2 separate regions of the Homo sapiens genome follow, and region 1 is linked to region 2. A link is an interaction called in ENCODE POLR2A ChIA-PET data of the cell type or tissue named here. Cell type or tissue: endothelial cell of umbilical vein. All regions are shown on one strand. Links, peaks and the distances in the headings refer to the core of each region. The heading gives the core; the rest is flanking DNA.

Region 1 (2,803 bases), core at 107-2,606, 58 kb before region 2:
CGCAAGCCTCACTATTACTTGAACTTTCCAAAACCTAAAGAGGAAAAGTGCAATGCGTGTTGTACATACAGAGGTAACTATCAATATTTAAGTTTGTTGCTGTCAAGATTTTTTTTGTAACTTCAAATATAGAGATATTTTTGTACGTTATATATTGTATTAAGGGCATTTTAAAAGCAATTATATTGTCCTCCCCTATTTTAAGACGTGAATGTCTCAGCGAGGTGTAAAGTTGTTCGCCGCGTGGAATGTGAGTGTGTTTGTGTGCATGAAAGAGAAAGACTGATTACCTCCTGTGTGGAAGAAGGAAACACCGAGTCTCTGTATAATCTATTTACATAAAATGGGTGATATGCGAACAGCAAACCAATAAACTGTCTCAATGCTGATTCATTCTCTCGGCTCGGCTCTCACGTCTAGGAAGGGAGGGTGCCCTGGTCCCGGCCCGCCCAGGAGCCTTGGGGTCCCGCCGCCGGGCTTGGGAAGGTGGGACAGCGGCGCGTGCAGGTGCTGGCCCTACTCTGAGCGGGCTGAGCTGTCACGAGCTCTGTTCTCTGTGTGGGGCGCGCAGAACACGTGTCCTGGGTGCGAATCAGGGCTTCGCGGAGACGCCCGAGGTCACCGCCTGGCGTGGCGGCCGGCGGGGGGTGGGTAGGGGGAGCCCTAGTGGGTTGGCGAGCCTGGACTCTCGGGTTGCGCAACGGAGTCCTAGATTTATAGGGTTGCTCACAGAACCCGGCGCGAAAGCGAGCTTCGAAGAGTTGGGGTGGTCTCTGAGGCCTTCTAAGAGAGGCGTTCCCCCTGCCTGCCGCGGTTGTTAAAGTTCCAAGCCGCCCTAGCAATGCGTGGGGACACCTCCGGAAAACCCAGTAACCCCTAGTAACCCCGGGTCTGCCCGGGCCTGAGCGCCCGCGGGCCGCTGGCTCATGGGCGAGGCTGTAGCGCCCCCTGCAGGCAGCTGAGACAGGCCCAGCGCCGCCAAGCAGTACGTGCGGTTTAATAAGTTCTCCTACGTGGGAGTCAGCACACAGCCTTAATGAAAGAGGAAAGAAAGAAAAAAAAAAAGAGAGAAAGAAACAGTTTGCAGATGCCAACCAGGGCCGTCCTCCTACACCCCCCAGACCTGCACCGCGGCTCCCTGTTCTGGGACAGTGACTCAGCGCCCACACGCTGCGCTGCGTGCAGCTGCCGGCTGGAGGCGGGCAGGACGGACGTGCCGGCGGAACCGTGAGCCTCCGACGGCCTGAGACCTTCATTGTTCCGCCTCCCCTAGCCGCTCACCTCTTCCTTCCTCCTTCCCAAGCCTTTTTTCATTTTTTTCTTCACTTTTCTCCAGCCTTCCTCTCTCTCTCTCCTTCCTTCCTCCTTGCTTTCTTTATATGCCTTATCTTCTGAGAAGGTTGACCCCAGTTCCGGCGATAGACGGACACTAAGCCCCCCTTGAGTGACTAGAAAGGCAGGGGACATAGGAACAGTTAGGACATAAGGGAAGAGTAAAGAGAGGGACCCCTGATTTTGATTTCAGGGTGCCCTGTTTGTCTCATCCAATATCCTGAAGACCCAAGATGGAGACCAGCTACTTGTCCCTTCCAAAAAGCTTCCCTGGCCTTAATGTCAGTGCTTGTAGGTGATCTCAGAAACCTCCCTGGTGAAGAAAACCTGAAGGTGAGTTTGGAGAATGGAAATGTTTCCAGGGTAGCCTACGGCCTTCTGGGGCTTTTGCACATTACAGGGTCCCCTCCGAGGGGCTAGGATGTTTAGTTTCTTGCAGAAGAGGACTGCATACCCACTGAGAGAGAGGGGCCCTACTCTGGGGTCCAGAGATACCTCATTCCAAAGCAGTTTCAATTTAGAAGAAAGTAAACTCGAGTACATAGAATTTCCTTAAGACCATACAAAACCTCAGTTTGGGCACCTGGCTGTTGACAATGCCAATCTCATATAGTTTATTGTCCTGTTTGATCTTAATAATTGTGTGAGGTGTGCCAGAATTGAGGAGGTTAGAAATGCAGCTACAGACCATTCTTGTCCTCAAGGGCCTTTCAGAAAAAGATTCACTTTGTGGGAACTCTGTGCCAGGCACTGAGAAGGTACCAGGCATGTATGAATGAAAGAGTGACTCAAGATTCCTGTCATGGAATTTCTGTGCCAGTGAGTGGGTTCTGGGTGGTCTGAAGGGGCTACAGAAACTGCAGAGAGCAGCAAACACTTAAGCCTCGCAGACAGTGGCGCAAGATTACTCCTTTCCTTGAGCCAAGGTTGTCCTGTAGCCACAAAGCACTCCAGCCAAACCTCACCTTGGCACAGCGTCAGCCAGCAAACAAAGCTGCCAAAGGCAGGTTGGGCACAAGCTTCGGGCGGTTGTGAGCAGGGAACAGGCGTCTAGCCTTGTGCTGAGGAAGTCTTATGACTTGAGGGAATCCAAGGCAAGTGAAGGAGATGGTTCAGCCCTAAGACAAAAGAGGCAGCTGCTCAGCTGGAGTCCTTCCCGCTGAGAATCCTGTGACTGGAGACATGTGCGAGGAGACAGAGACCCTCCTAAGACCAGTTTGGTATGAGTTCAGGATTAACCAAAGGTCACCATCAAACCCCGGGCTCTTCTCTTTGAGGTGCTGAAGCTTATCAGGATAGGGACTATTGATGCCAAGAACACATTGTTTATCAACAGTGATGAGTCATTTGTGAGCTGATTCGACCTGTCCACAGCTGAGGAGTAGTCACAGCTTTTATCTTTAGCTACTGTTGCTTGCTGTGGGAATGATACCATACATTTGTAATCAAACACGGGGTATCAGGCAATTTC
Region 2 (2,803 bases), core at 274-2,773:
CGGACCTTGCCCTATGTACCTCTTCCTCTGGCTGTCCATCTGTATCCTTATCATATCCTTTATTATATAATAAACTGGTAAACGTAAGTGTTTCCATGAGTTCTATGAGTCATCGTAGCAAATTATCAAACTTGGGGAGGGGGTTGTGACAGCCCTCAATTTGGTAACCTGGGGATCTACTCCTTGTACTTGGTGTCTGAAGTTGGGGGCAGTCCTGTGGCACTGAGCCCTTAACCTGTGGGGTCTGCCGTAACTCAGGAAAGTTAGTGTCAGAATTGAGTTAAATTATAGGATACCCAGTTGGTGCCTACAGAGAATTGGAGAATTGGTTGGTATGGGAAAAGCTCATACACATTTAGTGGCCAGAAACATTATGAGAGTATAGAGAAGAAACGTTTTTTTCCCCCTATGCAAAATACCATCAGCAACGTTTGAGGGTGCCTGTTTACCCAAACTCTTATCAACATTGTTTTCAAACTTTTTGACCATAACATTCTAGGTGGTAAACAGCTTATATTGCCTATTGTTTTATTCACATTACTTTTATTATTGATTTTTAAGTTCTTGTTTACTATTATTTTATTTCTGGAAGTTGTCTTGGAATTTTAAAATATAGCTTTTATAACTAAGGTATAGCACTGATAAGAAATGATAATTTTGTCTTCTTGCCACATCTAGTTTTTGTTTTATTCCTTCATTTATTGCATTGACCTTAACTTCTAGAACAATATTAAGTAATAATAATAACATTGATCTTTTTGTTTGGTTACTGATTTTAATGAAACAATCTGTAGTATTTCAATTTTAAGTAAGATATTGCCACCATTCATTATGTTAAGGGATTTTTCTGCTCTCCCTAAAAATTTGAAAGTTAAAAAAAACCCACCAGAAATGGATGTGGAACTTTATCAAGTGCTTTTCAGAATATAGGTTTGGGTGATTTATTTTCTTAAGGATGAACTGTATAATTTTAATACATTTCCTAATGTCAAACCATCCTTACGTTGTTAAACCCTCCTTGACTATCATGGATGATTTTTTGATGTGCTTTAATTAAATTTGCTAATTTTTTTCCAGATGTTTTTCTGTCCCCATTCAAAAGTGAGACTGGTCTTTGTGTGTGTGTGTGTGTGTGTGTGTGTGTGTGTGTGTGTGTGTGTGTGTGTGTGTGTATGTGCTGTTCTTGACAGGTTTTGTTATCAGGGTTATGATAACCTCATAAAATGAACTGGGCAGCTTTTCTTCTTTGCTTTTTTGCCCAAATTCTTCTCTGCTCTCCTGGCCTGGGGAGAACAAGGCTGGCCTGTGTTCAGACCTGCTCCAGGACCTCTGGTGACCTCCAGCATGTTCCCAGCTCTCTTCTTGACTCTTAGTGGTGTTGTCTCTGGCATCTCTCTGCTTCTCCTCCGGTCTGGCTTCCCAATGTGATCCCCTAACATCTATGGCTCAACCTGAACTGGCCTCTGTGTGAACTCAAGGGAGGGGATTTCCTTGGCAGATGGAGGTTCTCCATGTGCCCCCCATCCCCCCACTTCCTCCAAGAGCTCTCCCAGCTGTGATCTTTAGCTCCTCCTTGCGCTTCTGCCTCTAGCTCTCTGCTGCCCTCTAGCCACAACATCTGTCCTTGTCGTGGCTTTCCGCAGGCAGAGGCATTGAGAATGGAACTCTGTTCAACAGATCCAGTTGAACTCTGTTCAACAGATGTCTCGAAGCCCTTGGAAGTTCTCCAAAGTGACTGGTTTGAAGGGGGTGCTGCAATGAGGCAATGGGTTGTTTTGGCTGCCTCTGAAGAAAAGGGGTGCCAGAATAGACCCAAAGCCTGGACTCTGCCCTCAGTGGGGAACATGAATTACATTGCTGCCAAAGGACAACTCTGAGAAGGCCTGGTGCCGCTGGGCAGGGCAGCTCTGCAAAGTCCGGAGTAGGGAAGGGATCATATTCAGTATGGACCTTTGCTCAGCATGCTTCTTTCCTGTCCTTCCCTGCTAACTGAGACAACATGTATGTCCAGCCTTTCTGTTCAGCTGTCAACTGTGAATGACACCCGATAGTGACTCTTGAGCTATGCTTGGAATTGTCTGGCTTTAGGCTGACACCTTCCTTGCCATCCCCCTGATGCCATCTAAGGCCACGGCCATGGAGAGGGACTTTTGTAAGTATGCTGTTCATCACCATTTAATATCATCTAGTGGTTCTAGAATCAGGCAGATTTGGGTTTGAATTCTGTGCATGCCACTTACTAGCTCTGTGATTTTAGGCAAGTAACTCAGCATCTCTGAGCCAAGTTTTCTCGTCTTTAAAACAGAAAAATAATAGATATACTTGTTAAGCTGGTGTGAGATAACAATGCATATAAAGCACTTGGCCTAATGCTCAACCTAGTAAATATTCTATAGATGTTAGTTGATATGGTTTTGCTGTGTCCCCACCCAAATCTCATCTTGAATTGTAGTTTCCATAATCCCCACGTGTCGTGGGAGGAACCTGGTGGGAGGTACTTGAATCATGGGGGCAGGTTTTTTCTGTGCTATTCTCGTGATAGTGAATAAGTCTCATGAGATCTGATGGTTTTATGAAGAGCAGTTCCCCTGCACACGCTCTCTTGCCTGCCGCCATGTAAGATGTGACTTTGTTCCTCCTTCACCTTCTGCCGTGATTGTGAGGGGCCTTCCCTGCCATGTGGAACTGTGAGTCCATTAAATCTCTTTTTCTTTTAAATTACCCAGTCTCAGGTACTTCTTCATAGCAGTATGAAAATGGACTAATTGGTTAAGATTATTCTTTATCCTGATTGTTCTGTATC

Evidence for each region. Peaks named below come from ENCODE experiments on the same cell type or tissue, not always from the same donor. Only the 100,000 strongest peaks of a DNase experiment are listed, where the experiment ranks them.
Region 1: POLR2A ChIA-PET joins it to region 2 with 10 read pairs; 19 of 35 experiments call an interaction of 5 or more read pairs at or near these places.

What each region holds. Positions count from the first base shown.
Region 1 is chr11:10,307,009-10,309,811 of GRCh38, forward strand. It overlaps ADM (adrenomedullin), which reads left to right. Exons shown (of 4, transcript NM_001124.3): 4 at 1-389. It overlaps CAND1.11 (a long non-coding RNA gene), which reads left to right and starts at 1,305. Exons shown (of 4, transcript NR_103765.1): 1 at 1,305-1,665. RefSeq lists a silencer at 306-405 and an enhancer at 906-1,175. In endothelial cell of umbilical vein, for the core only: CTCF peaks have their summits at 972 (motif pointing left) and 1,171; DNase peaks (open chromatin) are centred at 403, 1,103 and 2,493; H3K4me3 peaks cover 1,388 bases; H3K27ac peaks cover 2,459 bases.
Region 2 is chr11:10,365,236-10,368,038 of GRCh38, forward strand. All of the region lies in intron 2 of CAND1.11 (a long non-coding RNA gene), which reads left to right. Among named protein-coding and RNA genes, the nearest start is that of CAND1.11, 58 kb to the left of the region's middle. RefSeq lists an enhancer at 1,327-1,826. In endothelial cell of umbilical vein, for the core only: a CTCF peak has its summit at 1,609; a DNase peak (open chromatin) is centred at 1,496; H3K27ac peaks cover 354 bases.